Linked DNA regions of Homo sapiens: region 2 is linked to region 1. A link is a loop called in an ENCODE intact Hi-C map of the cell type or tissue named here. Cell type or tissue: heart left ventricle. All regions are shown on one strand. Each heading gives the region's core, and the rest is flanking DNA. Links, peaks and the distances in the headings are about the cores only. Region 1 overlaps USP30 (ubiquitin specific peptidase 30). Region 2 overlaps SVOP (SV2 related protein).

Region 1 (15,094 bases), core at 4,086-12,085:
TTACAAAAATTAGCTGGGCCTGGTGGCGGGCGTCTGTAATCCCAGCTACTCGGGAGGCTGAGGCAGGAGAATGGCTTGAACCCAGGAGGCCGATGTTGTGGTGAGCCGAGATCACGCCACTGCACTTCAGTCTGGGCGACAGAGTGAGACTGAGTCTCAAAAAAAAAAAAAAATAGCTGCACCAGTTTACATTCCCACCAGTAGTATGCAAGAGTTGCCTTCTCTTAAGAGGCTGAGGCAGGAGAATTGCTTGAACCTGGGAGGCAGAGGTTGCAGTGAGCCGAGATCACACCACTGCATGCCAGCCTGGGCGACAAAGCGAGACTCCATCTCAAAAAAAAAAAAAAGAGTTGCCTTCTCTTCTACTAATTAATTAATAGAAAAATATGTTTACCATTTTTCTTGTTCTCAGTCTTTCTTGTAGATCAAAATCCATTTGATGTTTTTTCCCTTTTGGCCTAAAAACTTCCTTTTAACATTTGTTATAGGTGTACTGCTGACAGATACACTTAGATTTCATGTATATGAAAATGTTTTTGTCTTGCCTTCATTTTTGAAGAATACTACTGCTGGATATAGAACTTTGGGTTGACAGTGTTGCCGTGGTTTTGCTTTGGTTTATTTTAAATTCATCACTTTAAGGACATTGTTCTATTGTCTTCTGGCCTCCATTTTCTCAGTTAGTGTCATTTATATCATTCTTGTCTATGTAAATTGTCATTTGTTTTTCTTCTGCTTACACTGCTTACAAAATTTTCTCTTTATTTTTGTTCATGCTGCGCATAGATGTGGTTTTCTTAGTATTTATCTTATTTATCTTGTTTGGGGTTTGCTGAGTTTCTTAAATTTGTACTTTTTTTAACCAAGTTTGAAAATTCTTGGCTGTTATTTTTTCAACAAAGATTTTATGCCCATTTTTCACTTGTTATTTTACTTAATGTTGGCCCACAGGTCACTGAGGTCTTGTTCAATTTTCTTCAATCTTTCTTCTGTGTGTTCTTTAAATTAGATCATTTCTATTGACTTATCTTCACGTTCACTGATTCTTTTTTCTCTTTTTTTCTTTTCTTTTTCTTTTTTTTTTTCTTTTTTTTTTTTTTTTTTTTTTTTTTTTGTGACAGGGGTCTTAGCTCTGTCACCGAGGCTGGATTGCAATAATGTGATCATAGCTCACTGCAGCCTCAACCTCCCAGGCTCAAGTTATCCTCCCACCTTAGCCCCCTGAGCAGCTGGGACTACAGGTGTGTGCCACCACACCCAGCTAATTTTTTTTTATTTTTTGTAGAGACAGGGTCTCACTGTGTTGCTCAGGTTGGTCCTGAACTCCTGGGCTCAAGTGATCCTTACACTTCAGCCTCCCAAAGTGTTGGGATTACAGGTGTGAGCCACCATACCTGGCCTGATTCTTTTTTCATCTCCAATCTCTGTTTGCCTATGCAACAAATTTTTCATCGTAATCACTGTTGTTTTTAGTTATAGAATTTCCATTGCCTTCTTTTTAATAGTTTCCATTGTTCTGAGATTCTCAATTTGTTCATTCACTGTCACTGTATATTTTCCTTTACATCCTTGAGCATATTTATGATACATCTGTGAGGTCCTCGTGTGCTGACTTCTTTGTATTTTATGTTTGGTAATTTTTTATTGTATGCTTAACATCATAATAGAGACATAGAGAGTAGGGATTCTGTTACATATCTATGAAGAAAAATTAATTTTCTTCTGGCCTGCAGTTAACCTGGCTGGGCTCAAACTCAACTCTGTCTCCCCTACATTGGGCAGCAAAATCTCTGCTCAGTTTTTTTAGCTTCCAGCTGCTACTTTTTGCCAGGCTCCCTGGAGTTTCCCCCTGTGCACGTGTGGTTCAGGGATCAGCCCTGGAATTGAACAGAGTTTAGGTATAAACTTTGGGGCTCATCCCCTCTGTGTCTCCTTTCTTCCTGGCATTTCCCCTGGTCTCTCCACCAGCCCTGATTCTTGAACTCTGTCGTCTGACCACTCAATCCTGTAGGATGCTGCTTTTCGCCACCCAGCACCACATCAACCAGGAAAAAAAGCCACAAACACACAAATCTCGCCCACAGAGTTCTGTTTTTCCAACAGTTGACTTCTTTTCCATTTCTGCCTGCTTTTGGTAGCTCTCCGTTCATTCAAACGGTTTTGTTTTGTTGCAAACTTTACAATTGTTATCTCAAGGAGGGCCAATCTACCCAAGCACCTCTGCCATCACCAAAAGCAGGAACTCTCTCACCCTACTTCATCGTCTCCTTTTTTGCAATGAATAATCTAACATGAACATCTTTCCACATGATCATATGTTCTTCTACATTTTGTTTAACATAGTGTTTCATTCTGTGGACATGCCATATAATTTATTAAACCATTTGCTAGAACTTCCAACTACAGTCATGTGCTATATAATGATGTTTTGGTCAATGACAAACCACATATATGATGGTGGTCCCGTAAGATTATAATACTTTATTGGTACGGTACCTTTTCTGTTTTTAGATACACAAGTACTGCCCACTGTGTTACAGTTGCTTACAGCATTCAGTACGGTAACATGTTATACAGGTTGGTAGCCTAGGAGTAGTAGCTAGACAGTATAGCCTAGGTGTGTAGTAGGCTGCACCATCTAGGTTCTTGTAAGCGCGCTCTGCGATGTTTACACAATGATGACATCACCTAAGGATGCATTTCTCAGACTGTATCCCCATTGTTAAGTGATGCTGACTGTATTCAAATTTTTGCTATTACAAATAATGTTGATGAATATTCTTGTAGTTATGCCCATGGTTATTTCCTTAAAAATCCCAAAATTATTGCTGGGTCAGATATTTAATCTTTCAGTTGTTCCAAGCGATTCTTTAGTATTATTGTACCTCTTATGTGTACAAGGTTGTTTTAATATGTTTTAATAGAATTTTATTCTAAGTACATTATATTTTACTGTGTTAATGTTGGGCATCTCAATATTAAACTGTTTCATAGTCACATATCTTGCATCTTTAAAACTTTGAACTAAGCCTAAATCGTTTCTGGATTTTCTGCAATATTTCTTTCAGAGTCCTGTTCGATTTGATACCTTTGATAGCCTTTCACTAAGTATTCCAGCCGCCACATGGGTATGTACTGATTTATGGTTTATTTGGAGTCTGTTTCAGAAACATTTCAATCTGAAAGGGCTTTGAGGCATTTTATGTGGCTCAGGCACTATGTGTAATTCAGATACATGGTTGGTTGAACCCTCTCTTAACTTTCATATGGTGGCATGATTATGGGAGAGAGGAAAATGAATCGTTTTTCTTTTGCTCCAGAAATTTTGGCTTTTTGAATACACACGCACGCATGCGCGCACACACACACACACACACACACACACACACACACACACAGACATTAACCTCAGATTGAAAGATACCTAAAACAGCGTGGAAGTCCACAAGTTCGTGCAGTTACATCCTCATGCTCTAGAATCTGTCCGTAGTAGCAGTCTAGGGTGCTTTGAGCCCCATGTTTGTCCAGGAAACATCCAGTTGTGACTATAAAACTTTATTGCCTGCATACATCAAAATAAAGCTCTGGTCTTCACACTGCCATCTGCTAACAGTTTCAGTATAGCTGTCCTTTGAATTGTAGTAATTTTCTTCTTCTCATGCTGTAGGGTCACCCATTGACCCTGGACCACTGCCTTCACCACTTCATCTCATCAGAATCAGTGCGGGATGTTGTGTGTGACAACTGTACAAAGGTATGCATTGAACCCCAAATGTCATCGCCAGCTGGCCTGTGTGTGCTGATGTAGCGCCTCTCACACCAGTGACCCTGAGCTCTTCTGACTGTATCCAGTGGGTCTTTTCAGCCACTTCTACTTCTCCCTAATTTGGTTTGGACATTGGCAGCTCATGGACCAAATCTCTTTCCCAGATGAGTTTTGTTTCATGCACAGTGTTTAAAGAATAAACTGTCACGCTGAGATGAGAAATGCCCTCTCCAGTTTGCTGCAGTTGCCTCCAATCCCATTTGTTTTACACCCTTCCTTTTAACCTGTGCTACCTGCCTGACTCCCCTAAGTAACTTGAGTTTTCCCCTCTGACTCAAGAGGAACTGTATGGAACAGAATTTTTGAAGACAGAGAACAATTAATAGATGACATGCCAGTGTCAGAGCATCAGTGTTCGCTCTTCACATTCTCTTCCCTCCACTGTTTCTGTTATTTAATGACTAAGAGGGATCAGGGAAAACAATTCACAAATAACTGGGCAGCTGGGTTCATTTCAGCAGGTAGCAGTCAAGTGCCAATTGTGTGCCGCTATAACACCACTGTGGTCTGCAGCACTCCAAAGCTGTCCTATTTTAGGCATTGCTGCAGAGAAATGTTCCTTTTATTTCAGATTGAAGCCAAGGGAACGTTGAACGGGGAAAAGGTGGAACACCAGAGGACCACTTTTGTTAAACAGTTAAAACTAGGGAAGGTGAGCCCACACTACACACCCTGTTGGCTTTGTTTTGAGGACTCCGTGTATCCTGCCCCTGAAACAACTCGGTTCTCCCGATTTCTCTTCCACCCGCAGCTCCCTCAGTGTCTCTGCATCCACCTACAGCGGCTGAGCTGGTCCAGCCACGGCACGCCTCTGAAGCGGCATGAGCACGTGCAGTTCAATGAGTTCCTGATGATGGACATTTACAAGTACCACCTCCTTGGACATAAACCTAGTCAACACAACCCTAAACTGAACAAGAACCCAGGGCCTACACTGGAGCTGCAGGATGGGCCGGGAGCCCCCACACCAGGTGTGTGCGCGCGAGGAGCCGATGCAGCAGGAATTTTCAGCACAGAGAAAAGCAGTTTGGCATCACCACCTTCTGGGTCCCTTATGACAGGAGCACAAGGCTTGTACAATGGTGCTTAAACTCTTGAGAACAGCAGGATTGGGGGTGGAAGAGGGAAGATTTCTTAGAAGAGGTTAAAATTATGTAGCAGTGAGATGTATCGTTTTTGAAACCATATTACAGATGAAAAAGTACAGAGAGAAACGCTTAAAATTGCAGCTTTGCCTTCTAATTTTTCCGCTAAATGATATAATCATTGGCTCACATCATTCCAGTGAATTTCTTTTTTCGGTCATGTCATTTCCTGTCAGTAGAGGAAATGTAGGGAGGACATGTCCTGGCTAAAGATCACTGAGCCTCTTCTGGGGGTTGAAATGCCTTCTGTACTGAATTATGTATCTGATTCCATTACTGCCCTCAGCTGAGGTCTCATTTAAGCCGGGTAGCTATTATCGCCGGTCTTACTGATAAGAACATGGAGGCTCCACGGGGTTGAATGATTGGTCCAAGGGCAAACACCACACAGGAGAACTGGCCCTAGAATGCCATGTTGGGCCATTTTCTAAAGGTGTCTCATGTGACACACTGAGTTCTTTAGAGTTAGACATGAGGAAAACCCACTCACTTGAAGGGCTCACAGCCTGAACTCACCACCTGTCTGCTGCCCCCAGTTAGGTCAGGATTGTCTCACACCCCATACTTTCCTATTTAGGGTCCCTTACTCCTTTTGTTCTTTTTATGACCACAGTTGCATGGCCCGACACCTCATCATGTCAGGGAGATTGTGTTTTCCTCTTTCTCATCAAGTCACTAGATTAACATCGAAAAGAGATGAGGTAGGGGACAGACTCTGGTTCAGTCCTTGGCCCTGGTTTTAAATCAAAGACCTCTGCACCCCAGCTTCCCCATCTCCTGGGCTGGGGTGCAGGTTTACTAATGTTGAGAGCATGCTGGCTGTGGTTAAAGATGCCAGCAGTAGGGCCACTCGTGGTGGCTCACACCTGCAATCCCAGCACTTTGGGAGATTGAGGTGGGAGGATTGCCTGAACCCAGATGTTTGAGGCTGCAGTGAGCTGTGATCACACCACTGTGCTCCAGCCTGGGCAACAGAGCAAGATCCTGTCTAAAACACACACAAAAAATGTCATCAGGAAACTACTTGGTACATAACAGCCCCCAAAAATGACACTTGAAAGGAAAAGACATGTAAATATGGCCTTAATTATGTTGTCTACCCATAAACATGTATGAATGCTATTACACGTTGGTATTCCTTAGAAGCTGACAGAATTAAAGCAAATAGAATGCTTAGATCAGTGGTTCTCAACTTGGAGGAGTTTTGCCTCCCAAGGGACATTGGGCAGTGTCTGGTAACATTTTTGGTTATCACTACTGGGGGAGGGGTGCTACTGGTGTCTAGTGGGTAGAGGCCAGGGATGCTGTTCAACATCCTCTAATGCACAGGACAGCCCCCGCAACAAAGAATGATCCAGCCAAAACCATCATGGTGCTGCTGTTGAGAAACCTTGGTTTAGGTCAAAAGCCAGTAAATTAGCTACTGATTAACTTTGATACATGGCATTAGCAAACAGGGCTAGGAAGCTCAAAGATCCCAGGCTAGCCGTAAAGCTGGAGCTAGATACACTTTTCCTATTTGGGATTAAGACAGATTATCCCTATTTGAGATTAAGGATAAAGGGCAGATTATTTTATGAATCTATATAATACCAAATGAAATAGATTTTTTTCTTTGTAGCATTATGGGGAGTTAACTTTCAAGGTAATCAAAACCAGGTTTTGTTTACAGAGCCACTGCTAATTTTCATTGACTCGGGCCTTTTTCTCTTGCAGTTCTGAATCAGCCAGGGGCCCCCAAAACACAGATTTTTATGAATGGCGCCTGCTCCCCATCTTTATTGCCAACGCTGTCAGCGCCGATGCCCTTCCCTCTCCCAGTTGTTCCCGACTACAGGTGAGCCACCCTTTACAAGCCCCATCTTAGAGCTACCACTGCTCTTAGCTTCTAAAATTAGCTTTTCACAGAAATGAATTAAGGAAAATATAGATGTTTATTTTTCATTTTAAGGTGAAGTTTCACGATTACACATTCCTATTTATTTTTGTCCAAAATGGAAATAACTTTTAAATTAAAAATTTTTAAAGTACATAAAATTTACATATGCATATGTATGTGTGTATATATGTGTGTATGTATAAAATATAAAGAAAATTTAAAATTTCTTGGGATACCATCTAGAGATAGCCAATTAAACACTTAGGGTCATGCACTCTATAAAGTTGTACATCACACATACATATAGTGTACATAAACACATACACTCATTGATACAAACATCCACATATACACAATATACATATACTCATAGAATGTACATCTTGCCATGCCAGTAAATACAGATCTGTATTTTAATAGTTGTGTAGCATTTGGTGGTATGGACTTACCATTGTATTCATCCCCTATTTAACATTAGCATTCTTTTGTTTTTGCCTATAAAGTCTTTTTGTTAAAATTGTAAACCCCTGACATGTGTTCGTATCATTCAGCTCCTCCACATACCTCTTCCGGCTGATGGCAGTTGTCGTCCACCATGGAGACATGCACTCTGGACACTTTGTCACTTACCGACGGTCCCCACCTTCTGCCAGGAACCCTCTCTCAACTAGCAATCAGTGGCTGTGGGTCTCCGATGACACTGTCCGCAAGGCCAGCCTGCAGGAGGTCCTGTCCTCCAGCGCCTACCTGCTGTTCTACGAGCGCGTCCTTTCCAGGATGCAGCACCAGAGCCAGGAGTGCAAGTCTGAAGAATGACTGTGCCCTCCTGCAAGGCTAGAGCTGATGGCACTGTCTGCACTGTCCAGGAAAAAAGTAAAACTGTACTGTTGCGTGTGCAAGCGGCCCCACTAGAGCCTTCCAGCCTTCTGGTGTGTTCTAAGAGCAGGCTCCACCTGGGAGCCAGCCCCAGTTCACACCAAACCAGGCTCCCTGAACAGTCCTGTTCATGTGTGTAGGTGGTTCTGTTGTGTTAAGAAAGCATTCATTATGTCCGGAGTGTCTTTTTACTCATCTGATACAGGTAATTAAAAGAACTCAGATTCTTGAAGCCACCGTTTTCATATTGTAATGTTAGGTGTTCTCAGAGGGGAGGTACCTTTGTCTAATCAACGTTTCCACTTAGATCTTTTATTTTTAATAAGCAGGCCCATAAAAATTGTTGACAAGAATTAATGAAATTATTAAAGGCAACAATTTAGAAGAAAAAGTGCCTTTCACTTTCGATTGCTTTTGTAGCACGTCCATTGTGAAATATTCCTTCCAGGCTACTCAAAGGATAGCAAGAGAACAGGTAAATGATGCCTAAAGAACACCTTCCTTTTTCTATGCCTTTTCTAATCTTTCAATTCTTTCTATGGAGTAAAGGCTCATCTGCCAAATCTGCCCCCTGGGGAAACTCTTTCACTACTTTGTCAGTTATAAGTGAAGAGCTTACTTGTTGCTTTTATCTTTTGTATATTGGACTGAGATGTAATTACACTGTATTATAAAACTCTGTGAATAGCCAGAACTGAGCTGGATCTTTGCAACACCTGATTCCTCTGCTCTGTGGAAAACTTTTTCTTACACAAGGATCCACTGTGGACGGTTACTTTCATCTGTTTATTTATTGCCCATGCAGAGCTCTTAAGGTTTACAGGTGGGAGCTTGGGGCTGTATAAAAAAATAATCCCTGCCCTGAGTTGACACCTGGCTTAGGAAGGAAGGGCTGACTATGGGGCTGCAGTCTCTCTGAACCTCAGTTTCCTCATTTGTGAAGTGAAGGGTTAGATTTGATGACCACCAAAGTTCAGCCCTTTTCACGAAAAGGAGAAAGCAGCTTTTGACTTTTTAAAAAACATATAACTACAGCTGGCATCTAGTATTGTCATGTTGCTCTAGGTCCATATTCTGAATTTATTCATTTCCAATAGCCTAATACAAAAAGTATATATTGAGCACTTTCTTCCCTTTTCAGGTAAGTCTCTGAATGCAGCCCAGGGCCAAAGGAATTTTGATGACACAGTAGTACCTATGTTTTAAGCTATATTTTTAATTTAGAAAAATGGATACCAAATTCAAACCGACTCATCAGAGGTAAGATTTGGAATCAGACCTTTCCAAAAGGTCATCTGAGGTAAGGCTAAGACCGCACTTCCTCTGCTGGGGGTGAGCTGGCAGACACACCAAACAGTGCCTTGGCAGCAGCTCACAGTGCAGGAAGCCCAGGTGATCACTCTTCTGCTGGGCCCAGGCTGCACCCTGAGGACTCAGTAACTCACTCTCAACAGAATATTCTGTGCAGGCTCTCCAGGCTCTGGGCGTCAGGGTGCAAGGGGCAGCTTGAACTGTACGGTCCGTCCTGCACTCACCCGATGCAGACCTTGACTTTGATGTTGAAATGAACACACTTGTTTTACCCAAGTCTGGTGGAACAAATGCCCAATCATGTGACCTTAAAGTGTACTGCAAAGCTGTAGCTTTAAGTAATTGCTGTTCTGCCACTGCTTACTCTGAAATCTACCATCAAAGAAAGATAGAGAAAAGGGGCTGAGCCTTGGAATATATGGTTATAAGCAGATCTTTCTTTGGTCAGAGACCAGGGTTTGAGCCAAGGCTGTAAATGTGAACAATAGCTGTGCAAAGCCTTTTAACCTGACTTCTTCATTTTGTAAATTATTATGCATTAAGTAGCAGCCCAATAATCTGATTTCTAGTTTTATTTTCAAAGTAAGTAGCTTCTTTTGGGAAAAACCTAAGTTAAACTAGTAGTTTTGCCATAATAACTGCTGATTTATGTATTTGCTAAAGGTACTTTTGTATCTGCTGTGTATTATAGCAATAAAATAATCATTTTGTTAGAAAAAAATCACCTGGTGTTCTTTTGTAATACACTGATCTGTTACAAACATCATCTTTCTGAATTCTGCATTGTTACATAACAAGCCCTACGCTTTAAACCTTTCTGTGTTCCCTGTTGGTAAGGGAAATGCCAGCTCCCTCTTAGAGTCGAGAGGGAAAGAGAAAAGAGAAAAACTGTTAAAAATGTTTTTATTTTTTAGTAAGCAAAATTTTACGAAAAGTCAGATTCACCCGTGGAGCCAGAACCTTCTTTCTCACGGGAAGACTGTGGTACCAGTGCGTGTTGGTCGGGTGGTTCATCATTAGTAAGCTCCCGTGGGCCAGCGGCAGCCTGACCACCGCCACCCTCCTGGAGGGGCTTTTCCCACGGGAATCCTTATGCCGGAAGACAAAGTCTCTGCAGGCACCGAAGGAGACAGAGGCAATGGGGCTCCCAGGGGCCAGTTCTCTTTCATCATCTCGGTGCTCCCCGATGTGGTCACAGCCATCTTTATACCTGCAATGAGAAAACAAACACAGTGCATAAAAACAACCCTCTCCTGAAACTCACCAGCACCGCCAGCCCTCGTTTTCCTCACAGTGTGAAACAGCACTCTGCATGGCTGTACCTGCCGTTGTTTCTGCGAGGGCTTGAGGTCCACAGTGGGCTCTAAGATAAGCCAACGCTGAAGAGGTCTGTTGACGTATTTGTTCATGTGACTTATTTATTATTATTTTTGAGAGGGTCTCGCTCTGTCACCCAGGCTGAAGTGCAGTGGCACAATCATAGCTCACTGCAGCCTCGGCCTCCTGGGCTCAAGTGATTCTCCCACTTCAGCCTCCCAAGTAGCTGGGACTATAGGTATGCACCACCCCACCTAGCTAATTTCTTTTCTTTTGCAGAAACAGTTTCACCATGTTACCCAGGCTGGTCTCAAACTCGGGCTCAAGCAATTCACTCTCCTTGGCCTCCCAAAGTGTTGGGATTACAGGCATGAGTCACCACGTCCGGCCAGTTCATGTGCTTTAAAACTGAAGACACCCAAAGCCAAAATCACGTCTTACTGTAGTTCCCCTGGCCAGTCTATGTAAACCTTTATCACATGATTTTGCCCTGCACTCAAAGGCCATACTCTGCATAGCCCGGCCCCTGCCCACTGCTGAGCTCATGCCATCCCCTTCTTTCCCTCATTCACTGCTTTCCGGCCATCCTGCAGCATTTTTGCTTCACAGACACTCCAGAGTCCCTCTGCTCTCCCTCCAGATGTCTGTGGCTGGCACTCTCCATTTAGTTATCAGCTCAAACGCACTGCCTCAGCCCTCCTCTAACCACCCCATCTGAAGTGACCTTCCCTTAAACCCACCCAGGGTTCTCCACCAGGGTGATTCTGCCCCAGGGGACAGGTATTGGGGGGTGGGGGACACTACTTGCAATCTAGTGGATGGAGGCCAGGGATCTGCTCAACATCCTGCAAGGCACAGGTCAGCCCCAACAACAACGAATGACTGGGCCCAAAATGTCTGCAGTGCTGCCGTTGAGAAACCTTGCCCTAATCGCAAACCTCTCAGCCATTCTCAGTCAAATCGGCCTGTTTAATTTTTTGCAAGATGGTTATCACTGTCTGAAATCGTCTAGGGTCAGGCATAGTCGTTCACGCCTGTAATCCCAGCACTTTGGGAGGCTGAGGTGGGAGGATCGCTTGAGCCTAGCAGTTTGAGACCAAGCCTGGGCAACATAGAAAAACCCTGTCTCAAAAAAAAAAAAGAAAGAAAAAGAGAAGAAGAAATTATCTCATTCAGCTGTTTGTTCAGGAGTTAATCACCTCTCACTTCCTACTCCGGGATGAGCTCCAGGATCCAGGAAGACCGAGTGCTGGCGCTATTCCACTCTTAGAGCCCCAGTGTACTAAGAAATGATTTGTACCAATGAACCAAATAGGGTGGAACCCTAAACACTTCCTTTTGGAGGAGACAGAAGACTTGTAACATTGAGTCCACTAAACAGGGTGTCACCTGTTGATGAGCACAAAGTTGAAGGTCTGTCCAGTCACCCCAGAGACGTGATCCCGGATGCGCTCTAGAACTGGGATCCAGGGCTTTGGAGACAGCGTGAGGCCTGAAAATGTGTAGGTCAGCCCAGCGTCGCCATACGTTGCCTGCTTCCTGGGCACACTGTGCCACTTCCCGAATACCTGGACTCTGGCCAGTGCTCCTGTGCAGAGGAAACATGGCAGTTCCTTTCTACCTGACCCCCATCTAGAAATCCAGATGCCCCCCCCAACCCGCACTGCCATCACCAGAAATCCAGTGCCCCACATACATGCTCCCTGGGTATTCAAGATTGAAAGGGAAGTAAGGAATAACATTTCCCCGTCATTCCATGCAATTTAAACCCCTCTTCAATCATCATTTTGGCTTGCCCCAAATTTTCTTTTTGTTTTGTTTTCTTTGAGACAGGGTCTCCCTGTGTCACCCAGGCTGGAGTACAGTAGCACAATCTCAGCGCACTTCAACCTCCACCTCCCGTGCTCCAGCAATCCTCCCGCATCAGCCTCCTGAATAGCTGGGACCACAGGGGCGTGCCACCATGCCTGGCTAACTTTTTTGTAAGCTCACTGCAACCTCCACCTCCAGGGCTCCAGCAGCCCTCCTGCCTCAGCCTCCTGAGTAGCTGGGACCACAGGGGCATGCCACCATGCCCGGCTAACTTTTTTTGTATTTTTTTGTAAGACACAGGGTTTTATCATGTTGCCTAGACTGGTCTTGAACTCCTGGGCTCAAGTGGTCCGCCCACCTCAGTCTCCCAAAGTCTGGGATTATAGGTGTGCACCACTGCACCAAGCCAACTGCCCCAAATGTTCATGTAAGAACAGTGACTCTTGTTCTACAAGGAGAGAAACATGGTCCTGGGCCATTTTTTTAGTGAACACTGTAACTTAACTGCCTTAACTACAGTAAGGGCAGAATAAAGAGGCTGAAATTGGAACACGATAAAGTTAGTTTACAGGCTAGGATAGCTTGTCAACTGTAGGGACTAAGGGCATGTGACCCCATGAAAGATGGGGCTCACACTGCTGGGGTCTCTTGTGGGCATTTCTTTTTTTAAAGAGATGGTGAGCCAGGCGCGCTGGCTCATGCTTGCAATCCCAGCACTTTGGGAGGCCAAGGCGAGGATCACTCAAGGCCAGGAGTTCAATTAACAGCCTGGGTAACACAGTGAGACCTACAGATAATTTAAAAATTATCCAGGCTTGGTGGTGTACATCTGTGGTCCCAGTTACTTAGGATGCTGAGGTGGGAGAATCACTTGAGCCCAGGCGGACGAGGCTGCAGTGAGCCAAGATCGTGCCCCTGCCCTCCAGCCTAGGTGACAGAGCGAGACCCTGTCTCAAAGCATAAAAGAATAAAGTGACGAGGGGGTCTCACTATGTTGCCCAGGCTGGACTTGAACTCCTGGCCTCAAGTGATCCTCCTGCCTCAGCCTCCAGAGTAGCTGGGATTACAGGTGTGTACCACCGTGCCTGGCCTGTGGGCTTTCGTTTTTTGTTTTGTTTTGTTTTGAGACACAGTCTCACTCTGTTGCCCAGGCTGGAGTGCAGTGGTGCGATCTCGGCTCACTGCAACCTCTGCCTCCCGGTTTCAAGTGATTGTCCTGCCTCAGCCTCTCAAGTAGCTGGGACTACAGGCATGCACCACTACGCACAGCTCATTTTTTGTTGTTGTTGTTGTATTTTAGTAGAGATAGGGTTTCACCATATTGGCCAAGCTGGTCTCGAACTCCTGACCTCAAGTGATTCGCCCGTCTCGGGCTCCCAAAGTGCTGGGATTACAGGCGCGAGCCACCACGCCTAGCTTCCTGTGGGCTTTTCTATGCCTCTCTGCCAGATCCTTGTGTCCTCATTACAGGATAGAGGTGTGGTTCTCAACATGTGCTCCCCAGACCAGCAGCACCTGGACTCTCCTTAGAAACTAAACTAAACCACAGGGGTAGGGTCCAGCAATCCAAGTCCTGCCAACAGCAAGTCCACCAGGTGATGCTGAGAACCACTGGTGTGGAGAAATTACCTGGTTATTTGCCATCTCTCCTATGAGACCAGTGATTCTCAAACCCTGACTGCCCATGAGAATCACCTGGAAGCTTTTTAAACAAACAAGTGGTCAGCCTGCACTCGGAGCGATTCTGATTGAAGTGCTCTGCAGTAGAACCCAGCACGTTTTTTTACTTTGTTTTGTAAACTTTCCCAGAAGATACTCATCAGTAGCCAAGGAGAGATTCACTCGAGTCATCTGTCAGCTCCTAGTAGACAGGCAATCCAGTTTCTTTCAAGTTTATGTCCCAAGCACCTAAGGGGCTTAGCCCAGAGGTGCTCAGAGAATATTGGATGAATCCATTAGTGAACCCATCAGTAAATAATGGATCCTGAGTTCAGATTTCTCCAAACATACGATCATTAATTGCACCAAACAAGCCCTCAATGCACACACACACACACACACACCCCTCTGCTTACCTGTAAAATATTCTACTTCTTTCTCCAACTCTTGGAAAATCTCATCTGCCTCAGCTTTGCCAAACAGGACTGTGTAACTGCAGTCCAGGCCCTCAGCCCGAATGTGCCGCCAGCTAGGGCCTGCTGAGTGGCCTCCATTCCCTGGGGCCTCTCTCCTGGGCCTCTTCCTTGTGCTTTCTTTGTCTCCTCCCAACACAGCTGGCTCTTCTCCAGTTGGCTCTTGCTCCTCCTGCTTCCTCAAAAGGCCCCCTTGAGCCCCTTTCACCAGGAATCTGTCCATCCTGTCCCCACAGGAAAGAAGGGACGTCAGTGGCGAGGCCAAGACAGAAATTGCTCAAGTTCTATCCCCAGTGCAAAAATCTGTTTGTCCAAGGGGTCTCACAGCAACATTCCTAGTTTCACATTTTCATTTTAAAGTTTAAAACCATGTCCTAGAAAGGAAACAGAAGATGTTAAAGCCGGAAGGGACCCTAGGGACAATCTGATCCAGGGTCTCCCACGTCCACCTGTGCATCAGAATCAGCTGGCTAGCTTGCAAAAACCCAGAGGTCTGCACTCCACGCCTGAGCACCTGAATTTTTAAAGAACTACCTCCTGGGAATTCGCACGCCACAGCTAAACTTAGAAACTACAATCCAAACCCTCATTTTGCAGAAGGGGAAACTGTTGCCCACAGAGGCGAAGAGGTTTGCCCAAAGTCAACTGTCCACCCCTTTAAGGAGGAAGGACCCATAACTGACCTCGCTGCCCCCCACCAGTGTTAAAATAGATCAGTCTAGTGATGCTCAAGTGGATACGATTCAGAAGCGAGACGCAAAGAGGTTAAACACGGGTAAACCGCACGCAAAATTCT
Region 2 (15,094 bases), core at 4,476-12,475, 150 kb before region 1:
GTGCAGAGTCCATGCTAATTTTCTCTGTATTGTTCTAATTTTAGTATATGTGCTGCTGAAGTAAGCATGTGTGAAAGACTTTGAAATGGGCAAAAATGTCTTGTAGTTGTACCTTTATAGGTTACCTTCACCTGTCATTGTCTTTGAGCTATGTTGTAGAAAAATGATAGTAATGTAAATGATTCTAGTATTAATACATAGAAATGCAAATAGTGCCTGGTGGTGATGCAGTTGACTGCCCTATACATATTGACCAGTTTTGCCTCTAATTGTAAATTCACTTCAGCATTTCTGATTGCCTGTATATGTGTTTGCTTTGACTTCTCCTTTGAACCAGTTGTACCCTCTTATTTGTGTTAGTAGACAATTCTCTTTGGGTCTCTGACATTTCTGCATGTTTTGAGTAGATGCGCTGACTACCTTTGTTCTGGACTATATTTTCAAGGATATTTGTTTAGCAAACAGCCTTGGAAGAAAGAGAATGTCTCCCCTTGGCTCAAATAGTAGTTTGCTTATGGCTTTCGAAGATAAAATGTCTCTCTCCAGAGCAAAGGACAGGCATGCTTACTGTCTAGTATAAAAGGTTGGGGTTCCCTAAGCTCAGGGATCTTCTCTTGTTACACAACTCAATACTTTTGTTGGTATTGCCTGCCCCTCTTCATGTTACCCTGGGGGATTGGGGGCTTGAGGAACTGGTGTAGGAAAATGCCGATACTCTGGCTACTGCAATTGCTATGAGTAATATGGTCCTTTGTCTCTGACCCAGGAGTGTTGTGTCCTCTGCTAGCACCTGTGGGAGCTGTGAAAGGCTAACTTGTCAGCTTGCAAATAGGTCACACTCAGACTTTAAGTAATTCTTAACTGATTCATTTATTAATTAATGAGTTAATTGAAGTCTGTCATGTATTAATTTTATATTTGTACGAGAGGCATGATTTTACCTTTTGTTTAAAATTTTTCCTTTAACTCATCTATCACCTTGTAATATACTATATAATTTCTCATCATGCTATTGTCTCCCCTTCCCCCCAAATATAAGCCCACAGGGCAGAAATATTTGTCTTTTGTAATTAGAATTCACTGACGTATTCTAATGACAAAGACTCTCTCTCTCTCTTTTTTTTTTTTTTTTTTTGAAAGAGGCTCTCACTCTGTTGCCCAGGCTGGAGCAGGATTGTGCAGTGGCACAATCTTCGCTCACTGCAACCCTCCACACCTGCAGGCTCAAGTGATCCTCCCACTTCAGCCTCCTGAGTAGCTGGGACCACAGGCACACCAAGTCAGGCTACTTTTTTGTACTTTTTATAGAGATGGGGTCTTACCATTTGCCCAGGCTGGTCTTGAACTCCTGAGCTCAAGTGATTCACCTGCCTCAGCCTCCCAAAGTGCTGGGATTAAAGGCATGAGCCACCATGCTCAGCTGACAAAAAACTCTTTTTTTTTTTTTTTTGAGAGAGAGTCTCATACCATCGCCCAGGTTGGAAAGCAGTGGTGCTATATTGGCTCACTGCAACCTCCGCCTCCTGGGTTCAAGCAATTCTCCTGACTTGGCCTCCCGAGTAGCTGGGATTACAGGCACATGCCATCATGCCTGGCTACTTTTTGTATTTTAGTAGAGATGAGTTTCACCATTTTGGCCAGGCTGGTCTCAAACTCCTGACCTCAAGTGGTCCACCTGCCTCAGCCTCCCAAAGTGCTGGGATTACAGGTGTGAGCCACCATGCGCAGCCAACCCCCACACCCCCCTGACCCCCACCATTTTAACCAAACTTTTGTCAGGCTCCTCTGAGTCTTTTTAAAATTTCATCCTCACCCTTGGGCTCTGTCTAGTTTTGACAAGATACTGCTGAATCAGTCTAGCGAAAATGCACACCTTTGATATTTTTGATCCAATTCCTCACCCCCCACCCTTGATTTCTTATCACCCTGGCCTGTGATGGGGTTCAGGACATGCCAACCCTCAAATATGGCACCTTGGCATTTTGAATATTTTAAGTCAAAATAATTGGAGAAACAGCATGTGGAGAAGGGGCCTCTGACCTTCCTTTGCCCCTCACCCCTGAAGCAGGTCATAAAACCCAGACGGATTTTCTGATTTTTTTTTTTTTTTTGAGACAGAACCTCACTCTGTCACCCAGGCTGGAATGCAGTGGTACAATCTCGTCTCACAGCAAGCTCCGCTTCTCAGGCTCAAGCGATCCTCCCAGTTCAGCCTCCCAAGTAGCTGGGAACACAGATGCACGCCACCACACTCGGCTCAGTTTTTGTAGTTTTGATAGAGACAGGGTTTCACCATATTGCCCAGGCTGGTCTCGAACTCCTGAGTTCAAGCAATCTGCCCGCGTCAGCCTCTCAGAGTGCTGGGATTACAGGCATGAACCACCATGCCCGGCCATTTTATGACTTTATTTTGAAGCAAATCATAAAACCCTCAGGTGAGAGGTGCCCTGCCTATACCCAGAGAAAAAGAAAATCCTTATCTCCAAAGACACAGGGACAGAAAAGAATCTGAACAGGCCTTGCTGACTTTCCCCCAGTTTGTTACCACTAGGTCACACTCTTCGTCCTGTCATATTTCTCTACGACTCTCCACTGTTCATCAAATCTGGCACAAAGATACTCAGGCTTAACCATTTCTCCAGGTCTTCCTTTCCTTATGAAGGCTCCTATGCCACATCAAACTTAGATGAAATACGTTCATATGCTTTTCTTAATCTGTCTTTTGTTATAGGGGCCTCAGTCATAAAACCAGGATGAATAGAAGGAAAGATATGCTTCCTCCCCTATACTTGCCTTCAGCAATAGTCCTTTTTAAATATTTATTTATTTAGTTAGTTAGTTAGTTAGTTAGCTAGTTATATTTTTAGAGACAGGGCCTCGCTCTGTTGCCCAGGCTGGAATGCAATGGTGTGATCACACCTCACTGCAGCTTTGACTTCCCCAGGCCCAGACAATCCTCCTGCCTCAGCCTCCTGAGTAGCTGGGACCACAGGCATGCGAATTTTTTCTACATTTTGTAGAAATGGGGTCTCACTATGTTGCCCAGGCTGGTCTTGAACTCCTGAGCATAAGCAATCCTCCCACTTTTGCCTCCCAAGGTGCTGGGATTACGAGTATGAGCCTGGCCCAGCAATAATCCTATCAAGTCGGTTTAACCAGAAACCATCTTATCCTTGACATTTCCTCTTAGTAATTTTCCATCCACTGACTCCCCCACCCTGCTCCCTGGCTATAAATCCCCACTTTGAATACTTGCGTATACAGAAAGGAGCCCAGTTCTATACTGAGGTCTCTCTCCTCCTATTGCAATTGTTACTAAATGAAATTTTCCTTCACTGCTTTCACTTCTGTCCAGCTCTGGCTTTTTTGGACACTGACACATAGACCAGTACCTGGCGTGTAGAAAATACATACTAAGTAAATGACTTGCCCAAAGTGACACAGGTACTTGGTGCTGGAACCCAGGTCTCCTAATTTCCAGCTGTGGGCTTGTTCTACAGTTTTACTTTCCCACCCAGGTATAAGAGAGAGCTTTTCAACAGGGGTTGGCAAACTCTGACCAAATCTGGTCCCTTGCCTGTTTTTTGCCTGACCTATGTGCTAAAAATGTTTTTTTCGAATGATTTTTAGAAATTAAAAGAAGAGGAAATAATGAGGCATAAAAATGACCCAAAATTCAAATTTGCATGGAAACACAAGCAATGCTTGTTCATTTATATTGTTAAAAGAAAGACCTTGGACAAATTAAATGTAACAGAGTTTAATTGAACAAACAGTAAATCGTGAATCAGGCAGCCCCCAAGCCAGAATAGGGTCAGAGACAGACTGGTACTGCCAAGTGTTTAAAGGTTTATGGACAGAAACAGGAAAGTAACAGAAGACGGAAGTGAGATACAGAAATTGCTGGACTGGTTACAGCTCAGTGTTTGCCTTATTTGAATAGAGTTTGAACAGTTGATTGCTTTTTTTTTTTTTTTTTTTTTAGAGAGAATCTCGCTTTGTTGCCCAGGCTGGAGTGCAGTGGCGTCTTCTCGGCTCACTGCAGCCTCAGCCTCCCCAGTTCAAGCAATTCTGCCTCAGCTTCCTGAGTAGCTGGGATTATAGGCATGTGCCACCACACTCAGCTAATTTTTGTATTTTTAGTAGAGATGGGGTTTCGCCGTGTTGGCCAGGCTGGTCCTGAACTCCTGACCTCAGGTGATCCTCCCACCTCGGCTCCCAAAGTCCTGGGATTACAGGCATGAGCCACTACGCCTGGTGAGTTGACTGCTTTTGAGTGGCGGAAATCAGCGATTGGCACAAGAGTAGATTACAGTCTGTTCACACATCCAGTTAGGTTACAGTTCATACAGCTCACTATGTATGGAGAAACTTTAGGCTGAACTTAAAATATGCAAGGAGGCAGCTTTAGGCTGGACTTAATTTAACAATATGCCGTCCACTGTTGTGCTGCTACAAACAACAGAGTTATGTGGCCTGCAAATCCTAAAATATTTACTACCTGACCTTTTATAGAAAAAGATTGCTAACCCCTGTTTTACGACATTCCCCTGAATCCTTAGTTTAAGCATTAGGATGCTTAGCTTAAGCATTCTACTCTTAGGAGAGGCAATCTGTGCTCAGTCAATACCAAACCCTGTGATTGACTCTACAATCAAAGCACATCAGCAGAGCATTTAACACAGACTCTCCCACACCCCCACAGTGAGATGGGACTCCACTACCTCACTCAATCCTTATACCAATAAACAAAACTATTAACTATGATTATAGAGGCCTAATATAAAAGATAATTGGGCAAACCCCGAACACAAGCAGGAACTTGATTCTTTTATCCTCTAACCTGAGTTCAATGCTGAGAATTTAGTGTTATCTTAAAAGTCAGAATGGCTTAAAAGCACAGGCATAAAAAAGCATATAGACTTTTCTTTGCATTTGTTTCTTTTTGTCCAGAGGTTCCCACCTCCAGCTGCACAATAGAATCACATGGAGAGCTTTTAAAACTTACTAATGCTTGAGCTCCACCTGCTCTCCCAAGTCCTGATTAAATGGGTCTGGGCACTGTTTAAAAGCTTCCCGGCTCTGCATGGTGGCTCACGCCTGTAATCCCAGCACCTCGGGAGGCCGAGGTGGGTGGATCACGAGGTCAAGAGATTGAGACCATCCTGGCCAACATGGTGAAACCCCGTCTCTACTAAAAAATACAAAAAATTAGCTGGGCGTGATGGCGGTCGCCTGTAGTCCCAGCTACTCGGGAGGCTGAGGCAGGAGAATAACTTGAACCCGGGAGGTGGAGCTTGCAGTGAGCCGAGATTGCGCCACTGCACTCCAGCCTGGCGACTGAGCGAGACTCCGTCTCAAAAAAAAAAAAAAAAATGCTTCCCGGGTGAGTCTGTTATGTGGCCGTGGTGGAGAGCCAACTTGGTCCTCAAACTTAATGTGCACATTAGAATTATTGCTCAGGATCATATCCATAAAGCTCTGAGTACTATACTTCGTGAGGGCTCTTTAGGGGATTTGCGATGATAATTTTATTTTTTTATTTTTATTTTTTTTACACACACAGAGTCTCGCTCTCACCCAGGCTGGATTGCCGAGGCACAATCATGGCTCACGGCAGCCTGGAACTCATGGGCTCAGGCAGCCCTTCTGCCTCAGCCTCCCAGCTAGTAGCTAGGACTACAGGCACACACCACCATGCCCAGCTAATTTTTTAAATTTTTTGTAGAGACAGGGTCTTGCCATGTTGTCCAGGCTGTTCTTGAACTCCTGGCCTCAAGTGATCCTCCTGCCTCTTCCTCCCAAACCGCTAGGATTATGGGTGTGAGACACCATACCCAGCCATAATTTTAACCTATATTACATTTTCACCTTAAAATACTATTAGGCCCAGGAGATCAAGGCTGCAGTGAGCTATGATCACACCACTGCTCTCCAGCCTGGGTAACAGAGCAAGACCCTGTCTCAAAAAAAAGAAAAAGTAATGCTATTAGAAAAAATTAACTGAGAGGCCATTAGTCTGAGACAGCTCCAGTGTTGTGGGGTCCTAGGCGAGCAAACTGAAATCAGTTAAGAGTAACTTAACTGCAAACCAAAAATGAAATCCTAAGCTCCCAATCTACTGAACGAATCCCTTCTTGGCCAAGGGGACCCCAGAGAAACCTGAAAAACTGAATTCCGGCCATGATGGGAAGGAGGTTCAGACATACCTCCTTCTTATACCCCCTCCCTCTTGGAGTTTAGGCACAGCTGACCAGCATTAACATTAAAACAAAGATCGTAAGACCGACAAAACAGACTCTTCGTGGCAATCAGATACCAAATTCCAACTTGACTCTAGTAGAACATCACTCAACAGACAGCAGACCCTGAGGGAAATCAAAATATTTTACTCCCAAATATAATTCTTTTTTTTTCGTTTTTGAAATGGAATCTCACTCTGTCGCCTAGGCTGGAGTGCAGTGGTGCAATCTCTGCTCACTGCAACCCCCACCTGCTGAGTCCAAGCGATTCTCCTGGCTTAGCCTCCTGAGTAGCTGGGATTACAAGCACATACCACCGCAACCAGCTAATTTTTGTACTTATAGTGTAGACGGGGTTTTGTCATGTTGGCCAGGCTGGTCTCTAACTCCTGGCCTCAGCCTACCTGCCTCGGCCTCCTAAAGTGCTGGGACTACATGCACGAGCCACCACGCCTGGCCTGCAACTTTTCAGCCTCTTTTCTGTGAATAAATAAATAAATAAGTAAATTTAACTAACATGCTATTTCTTTTTGCACCTGTAGTCCCAGCTACTTTGGGGGCTGAAGTAGGAAGATCTCTTGAGCCCAGGAGGTGGAGGCTGCAGTGAGCCATGACTGTGCCACTGCACTCCACCCTGGGTGAAAGAATGAGACCTTGTCTCAAAAATAATAATAATAATAGGCCAGGCACAGTGGCTCACACCTGTAATCCCAGCACTTTGGAAGTCCAAGGCAGTCAGATCATCTGAGGTCAGGAGTTTGAGACCTGCCTGGCCAACACTGCAAAACACCATCTTTACTAAAAAAAATACAAAAATTAGCCAGACATGGTGGTGCCACCTGTAATCCCAGCTACTTGGGAGGCTGAGGCAGGAGGATTGCTTGAACCCAGGAAGCGGAGGCTGCAGTGAGCTGAGATCAAGCCACTGCACTCCAGCCTGGGCGACAGAGCAAGACTCCGTCAAAAATAAAAAATAAAAAAATAATAATAATAAATTTAATAATAATAATTTTGAAAAGGAAGATTCACAGCAAACCATGTGAAGGGGCCTAGTTTACCTGAGCTGGCTGACAAGAAAATCTGCTCTGTTTTAATCCAATAAGGAAAGTCACTTTGAAACAACCCACCTGCTTTTTGTTCCCTGTTTCTGTTTTCTTCAGCTCTTTTCTACTGATTCATAAATCGCTGTCCGCTCAGATAAACTCTTCAAAATTACCTCTGTTTTTCTTTAATGTGCCTTGGTTTATGTTTTAACAGTGCGAACTTCAGAGCCCAAACCCTGACATAAGATGTGGCTCCTCTAAGATTAGCTCCATCGCGACAAGACTGTCCAGGTTTCTACAGAGTGTCTTGGAAACCACAGAAGTAGTACAAGGCCAATCCCTTAAGGGCAGAGCCTGGGGTGGGAGTGTGTGCATGACTGTGTATGTGCCGAGGGTGTGGGAGTAGTTAGCTGGCAAAGACAACCAAGATACTCACTGCCGCAGACATCTCCTGCCTGGAAGAGTTCTGTGGTGAGTAGAACTAACCCGTAGTAAGAGAATGCATTGGAAAACCTGCCAGGAGAAAGCAAGAAAGGTAAAGAAATGATCAGAGGAACACCAGTCCCCTTTCCCTACCCCCTTGGGAAGGGCCAATGTCTACAGCAGCAGGGACCAGTCTTTGGGCTTCACTGGGATTTTGGGGGCTTTACTGGGGACCTTGAGCAAGAAGATGGTAGGTAAAAAAGCATCACGATATGATCAAAGGGAAGTGATCCTGTGTCCTTTGAAAGACCAAGAACTGTCAGAGGTGTTTGAACCAGAGCACCTCCATCTTGAATAGGGGTTGGGTAAATGAAGGCTGAGACCTACTGGGCTGCATTCCCAGATGGTTACGCATTTTAAGTCACAGGATAAGATAGGAGGTCGGCCAAGATACAGATCATAAAGACCTTGCTGATAAAGCAGGTTGCAGTAAAGAAGCCAGCTATGAATCCACCAAAACCAAGATGGCGATGAGAGTGACCTCTGGTCATCCTCACTGCTACACTCCCACCAGTGCCGTTACAGTTTACAAATGCCATGGCAACTTCAGGAAGTTACCCTATATGGTCTAAAAAGGGAAGGCATGAATAATCCACCTCTTGTTTAGCACATCACCAAGAAATAACCATAAAAATGGGCAACCAGGAGCCCTTGGGGCTGCTCTGCCTATGGAGCAGCCATTCTTTTATTCCTTTACTTTCTTAATAAAGTTGCTTTCACATTACTCTATAGACTGGTCTTGAATTATTTCTTGCATGAAATCCAAAAACCCTCTCTTGGGGTCTGAATCAGGACACCTTTCTGGTAACAGAACTATGCTATACAAGAGACACAACACCTCCAAGGCTGTCTACCCAACTGGCAATAGGGGAAAAATGGGACCAACCTCTGGAAGAAAACAGCCCCATTAATATCTTTTAGGGCTCTGGGTCAATTGCGTCAACTTGGACATGTGATTTTCGAATTTCAGAGCAGAATGACACCGTTTATTAATTCCTGGCTGACCCAGAAATTAGAATACTCAAGTTTGCAAGACCGGAACCTTCTCATCCAGTAGAATAGTTATATGAAAACTCAGTCATAATCAGAAGCCAGTGATTCATTTCCTTAGGTTTCAATGTGTGCAAGCAAATGTAGTGGCTTTCATAATGCACTAAAATTAGTCTCTAATTAATTGCTTCAGTATTCAAGGAGCGTTGGCCCAACCAAATTACATGTGCTCAAAGGTGGGTATTCTCAACTCTGATGCCCCACCATCCTTTTAAAAAATTCTGCAGGCTCACTGAGTTAATTGAGCTCTTAGGAATTCGGGGCAGAGCTAGAGTCCGTTCTGTATATTATCAAAGCTTTTTTCTCCTCTTCCCTGTAATTGACCACCTTGGGGACACTTCCCTGTTAATTAGCACCTTTGCTAAATGGTGAATAGAAAAATGAGAACTGGTTAAAATAGAACATAAAGCCTTAAGCCAGGCCAATTTTGTTCACTATTAATGCTGTGTACATGAATTGGTGCAAAGAGACTTGAAAGATGACTGCAGCTCCAATTCATTGTGGAGTTTAAGGTGATTACACTCTCCAAATACCACCCCCAACCCACACCTTCTGTCTCCACTCCCTTCCATGGGTATTATTTAAGAAAAAGTCCAACAGGATCAGAACTGGAACTTAAAAGGATGCCCATGTTGACCAAATCAGTGGTTCCCAAAATACGTGCCACATGCCACCCCTGTGGTACCCAAGGGGCAATGTGGGCTACAGGGAAGACACTGACATAGTATAAATACACACACACACACACACACACACACACACATGTATTTTTGAGACAGAGTCTCACTCTGTTGCCCAGGCTGGAGTGCAGGGGAGCAATGTCGGCTCACTGCAGCTTCTGTCTCCCGGGTTCAAGTGGTTCTCATCCCCCAGCCTCCCAAGTAGCTGGGACTACAGGTGCCCACCACCATGCCTGGCTAATTTTTGTATTTTAGTAGAGATAGGATTATGCCATGTTGGCCAGGCTGATCTCGAACTCCTGACCTCAGGTGATCCACCTGCCTCAGCCTCCCACAGTGCTGGGATTACAGGCATGAGACACCACACCAGCCCATATAGCAGAAATATTTAATCGTATTGTGAAAGAAAAATTACTTTTTAAGTTTACTTTCAATCCTTTCAATCCTTTTAAATTATATCCCAGTCTCACTTATGTGCTAATGAGTCCTTAACACCTCCCCTCTCCCATCTCTTTTTGTTTTGAGACAGGGTCTCACTCTGTTGCCCAGGCTGGAGTACAGTGGCATGATCACAGCTCATTGCAGCCTCAACCTCCTGGGCTCAAGTGATCCTCCCACCTCAGCCTCCTGAGTAGCTGGGACCACAGGTGCATGCCTCCACACCCAGCTAATTTAAACATTTTTTGTAGAGACAGGGTTTTACCGTGTTGCCCAGCCTGGTCTCAAACTGCTGGCCTCGAGAGATATTCCCACCTTGACCTTACCAAAGTGTTGGGATTATGGGCATGAGCCACCATGCCCAGCCAGCCTTCTTATCTCTTAAATACAGAGGCTCACTGCCTCTGCAAACCTCCGTCTAGTTACTTTTGCTGATATTTCTCTTTAAGAGTGCCTTCTATCTGTGACTTGCAATTAAGGTGTTTTCTTTTAAAGTAGAGTTATAAGCCTGGTTCAGCGGCTTACAACTGTAATCCCAGAATTTGGGGAGGCTGAGGAGGGAGGATTGCTTGAGTTCAGGAGTTCAAGGCTGCAGTAAGCTAGGAGAGCGCCACTGCACTCCAGCCTGCACGGTGATTAAAAGCAGTCAAGTTAAAGAAAAAGATGAAGGAAATGATAGTACGTACAGATGATAACCTGGATATGACGGAAATCAGGAGGATGATGTTCGAACTACTGAAATTTGCAAACGCTGCCTGAAATCAAAGTGCTATCTGTCCATTGCATTAAAACAAAACCCAAAACAGGGCACAGGGAGTGGAAAGGGGTCAAAGTGGTCAACAAACAGCTCTTACCATATAAACCACAGCAGCAAAGTTGTCCATCTAAAATGGGGTGTGAAAAGGTCCCTCATTTTGCCTCGGTCTTCCTGTTTCAAAACAAGGACATAGTGTTTATTCTCTCCCCTACAGATGCACGGGAGATGGGCTGGTGGCCTGAGACTAGTGCACACCAGGCTGGGAGGAAGGTTTCTAGTAAGTAGGACACTGGAGCTCTGAGAACCCAGGTCTCAAATCTACAGGACGCAGCCTCCCAGCCCCTCCAGCCAGAACCCAGCCATGTCCAGGGGCATGATCCCCACAGGATGGATCTCACGCCCTCCAACCTGGAAACCTGGACTTGGGAAGCAGATCCCTCCTTCCTGGCCCCTCAGACCTCAGCACAGATCCAAGGACACAGCAAGCAGAAAACCAGTCCAAAGCATGTCCAGCCATTTCACACACACACATGTGCCTTCCCCAGTTCTAGGTCTAGGTGGCAACAGTTAATGTGCTGAGAAACTAATTCACCAAAGGCCAATTTACCAAAAGATTGATTAGCTAAATGACCGATTGGCCAATTTTACATAATTCACAAATTTATCAAACTTTGCTTTACGATGTTCTTTAAAAAATATATGCTATGGCCAGGTGTGGTGGTTCGTGCCTGTAATCCCAGCACTTTGGGAGGCCGGGGCAGGTTGATCACTTGAAGCCAGGAGTTCGAGACCAGCCTGGCTTTCCCTCATCCATGGAAGGGATCTCTCCCCAAAGGCAACCAAATAGGCTTCTGCACCTCTTGAGGAATCCATCCTGCTCTGCCCCTGTAGATTTGGGGCAGGTCCCCTGGACTCTATGTTGTCAGACCAAACACCTCCTTCCAACTTGGTGAAATGCCATTCAGTTCTTCTTGCATAATATAAAAAGAATCAGAAATATAACTTTATTTTAAAAGGTAATTTCTTTATAGGATCTGATGTCTGCTTAAGGTATTTGTCATGTTTCTTCAATCGGCTTGGATGGTTCTTGAGGGCAGGGACTGCAGCCTTAAATCCGAATCTTTTCTCCCCATGTGTGCAATGCTGGTGCCTACATATACTAGGTGCTCATTAAGTTTCACCGTGGTGGACTCCCTGATGGTGTTACCAGCGGAGTGAGGCACCATTCATTAAGAACACCTACACAGGGTGCGGTTTGATCCCCTAGATCTAAGCACACTCCTTCCTGATATGGTTTTATTGCACAGCTTTTGCCAATCAGTCTCATTCGCTAGTCAGACTTCATCTGTGCTGAAAGGCGAAACCAAAGCAGGAGCAGTTACAGGACCCATTAGCAGAGGTTACTTTTCTCTAATCACTGGTGAAATTCTCCAGGAAGCATTTTTAGAACTTGGAAGTGAAAATACAGATTGGAGTTGCCAAATTACCCTTGCAGGTCCTGTCTACTGGGCCCTCATCTGCTCCATGTGCACGCACACACCCCACCTTGGGTACACATACCCACATGTGTCCTCGCATGCATGCCCTACTCCATATGCACACACTCCCCTGCATGCACCCCGATACGCACATTGCAGAGTCTATTGGTCCAGGCACTGACCTGTCTGGAGATGATGAGTTTCCCCAGCGGCATGGGAGCTCCGTTTTCAGTTGCTATCCTCTTTAAGGTGGCGATTGCCTTTTCCTGGTTCCCTGACAGCACATCATACCTTGCACTTTCAGGCAGCCACTGGGATGGGGGAGACAGGAAACCCAGGCGTGGCTGGTTAGGGTGGAACAGAGCACTCGCTTCTAGCCACACAGTGTTGCATGTGGGGTCTTTAAGAGTGGGGGCTCTGGAGCCAGAGAGCTGACTTCAAATCCTGGCCCCACCATTTATTATGTTGGTTGTGTGACCCTGTACAATTACTTGACTTCTCTGTGCTTTCATTTCCTTCTCCATAAAATGTGAATGATAAGAGATCCTACCTCTTAGGGCTCTTAAGAGGATTAAACAGGATAATACAGGCAAGGTGCCTAGTGCAGTGCCTGGTATGGGTTAATGCAGTTATTATTATTGTCACGGTTGCTATTACTATTATTTGGGGCTGTTTTCAGAGTTCCAGGTGAGGGCTGAATTAAATTAAGATCACTGTCAGAAATCTCACCCCCATTGTTCAAGGAATTACACCTCACCTGTATTCAGCATCATCTTGCAAACTCAGTTCAAGAGAAAGAAAGAAATCAGAAAGATTTTTAGGCCAATGGAAGTCCCAACCCCAAATGACTACATACATACATTTCTGTAAAAATGGAGCAACAGCTGTTTGAAACAGCAGGTATACTGGAGAAAAGACTAGGAGTTAGAAGATCTGATTTAGAGTTCTTTTGTCTACTTGCTGTAGGCCCTTTAACAAGTCAATTAGCCCCTCTGGGCTTCAGTTTTCTCATCAATAAAAAGAGGATATAGCAGAGAGTGCAAATGCCCACCAACATTCTGTTTCCTTTTTCATAGCGCAAAGTTGTCCTTAGATGTGGCTGCCCAGACAGGGACTACATTTCCCAGCTCCCTTTGCATCTAGGTGGGACCAAGTGACTTGTGTTCACCAATGGCATATGAGCAGACTATTCCTGGCCAAGGTATTTAAGAAGTGACTGTGCAGTCTCCACTTGCCTTTTGCAAGTCTGTTGTCTGTATGTAGAAGACTTCAAAGCCCTAGAGGATGGCAGAGCCACCAGCTGGACAAAAACTGGGCCCAGAATTCCACTTGCCAACCAGAAAAGTCATTCTGAACTATTGTGTTAGTGAGAGAGAAGCTCCTATCGTGCTGTTACTGAACTTGTGGGCTTTATTTGTTTCAGCAGCTGGTATCACCCTGACTAATATAGGGGTTCATTATAGTCCTGTGATTATTGGGAGGAATAAATATGATAATGCATGGAGCACAGAGCCTGCCACACAGTTAAGCTTAATAATTATTAATACTTATTATCATTACCAGGAATTTTTGTGGTATTTACCGTACATGAGAACTACCCATCTCTAGGCTTATTTTAGTGCCTACTGGCTGTAAAGTGTTTCAAGCATGTGCCCATGAAATGATGAGTATGTGGCAAGATCTCAGTAGAGGGTGTGGTTTATGCACAGATGAGATGAAGAGATCATTTAAACTCCTGGAGCCAGCCATGCCTGAAGTCTGACTTAATCCTCTGAAATGTATTTATCCCTCTCTTTTACTCAAGCCAGTTTGAATTGGGTTTCTGTCATTTGAAACTTAAGAGTCTCAACTAGTGCAATACAATCACTTTAAGTGTAGATTTTGCAATGATGGGGCCAATGTATCCTCCCATCCCCAGTTATCTCCCCAGAAAACATCCCAGAAGTGTCTGTCTGGAGGAAATCTAACACTCCATACTGGGGCTACCCCAGGCCATAGCTCCCTTGTCTCATTTCCTGATTTAAAAAAAATAATCTTGAAAGGTGGCTTTGGTATCCTTCCCTATCCCCTCCCCACCAAAATAGAGTGGACAGTAAGATGTCAGACAGCAAAAGGTGAAATCTCTTAAAGGATACCTACGAAACACAGCACGGCAAAGAGGAGGAGCGGGACAGCTGAGAGGATGAGCAGCCAACGCCAGCCCAGGCTGGGCATCACGAACACAGCCAGGACGACCTCGAACACTGTCCCGATGGCCCAGAATACCTGGCACAGGAGAATCAGGGTCAGTGGTGGGGGTAGCATGGTCCATACAGAGAGGAATTATGGGGGCATTGTGGACAAGGGTATCTCTGTGGGTAAGGGGTCATCGGAGTCAGTAAGGTTAGAATAGCCACACTTTCCCTGTGGTCTATATGGTTGGGCCAGGGCTGCCATGTTGCCCAGCTCACAAGGGTACCATTATACACTGTATAATATTTGCATGGCACCTGCTGGAGCTGAGCAATGTGGCAGCTTTGGTTAAGGAGATCAATGTGACCAATATTACGTGATGTCAAATTGGTAGTGAACACACTGGTTCTCTCTCTGTCTCTCTGTCTTTTTGTCTTGCTCTGTCACCCAGGCTGGAGTACAGTGTCCCGATCATGGCTCACTGTAGCCTTAACCTCCCAGGCTCAAGCAATCCTCCCACCTCAGCCTCCTGAGTGGCTGGAACTACAGGCACATGCCACCATGCCTGGCTAATTTCTTTTGTATTTTTAGTAGAGACAGGGTTTCACTATGTTTCCCAGGCCTCCTGGGCTCCTCGGCCTCCCAAAGCGCTGGGATTACAGGCATGAGCCACCAGACCCAGCCTCAAATTTTTTATTGTGGTAAAATACACATAACAAAATTTACCATCTTAATCATTTTTAAGTGTACA

What was found. Peaks named below come from ENCODE experiments on the same cell type or tissue, not always from the same donor. Only the 100,000 strongest peaks of a DNase experiment are listed, where the experiment ranks them.
Region 2: it touches region 1 in a loop (2.3-fold over the local background); 2 of 110 quality-filtered maps call a loop at or near these places.

The regions. Positions count from the first base shown.
Region 1 is chr12:109,078,266-109,093,359 of GRCh38, forward strand. USP30 (ubiquitin specific peptidase 30) reads left to right here. Exons shown (of 13, transcript NM_032663.5): 8 at 3,069-3,128; 9 at 3,668-3,754; 10 at 4,398-4,478; 11 at 4,578-4,797; 12 at 6,688-6,808; 13 at 7,402-9,758. The coding sequence ends at 7,666. ALKBH2 (alkB homolog 2, alpha-ketoglutarate dependent dioxygenase) reads right to left here. Exons shown (of 4, transcript NM_001145374.2): 1 at 14,982-15,094; 2 at 14,242-14,672; 3 at 11,744-11,942; 4 at 9,924-10,247. The coding sequence starts at 14,521. The coding sequence ends at 9,941. Among named protein-coding and RNA genes, the nearest start is that of ALKBH2, 7.7 kb to the right of the region's middle. In heart left ventricle, for the core only: no CTCF peak of the experiment used is centred there; a DNase peak (open chromatin) is centred at 7,584.
Region 2 is chr12:108,926,474-108,941,567 of GRCh38, forward strand. SVOP (SV2 related protein) reads right to left here. Exons shown (of 16, transcript NM_018711.5): 8 at 14,311-14,436; 9 at 12,354-12,482; 10 at 10,791-10,864; 11 at 7,722-7,798. It also overlaps the pseudogene RNU6-361P. Among named protein-coding and RNA genes, the nearest start is that of DAO, 54 kb to the left of the region's middle. In heart left ventricle, for the core only: no CTCF peak of the experiment used is centred there; no DNase peak of the experiment used is centred there.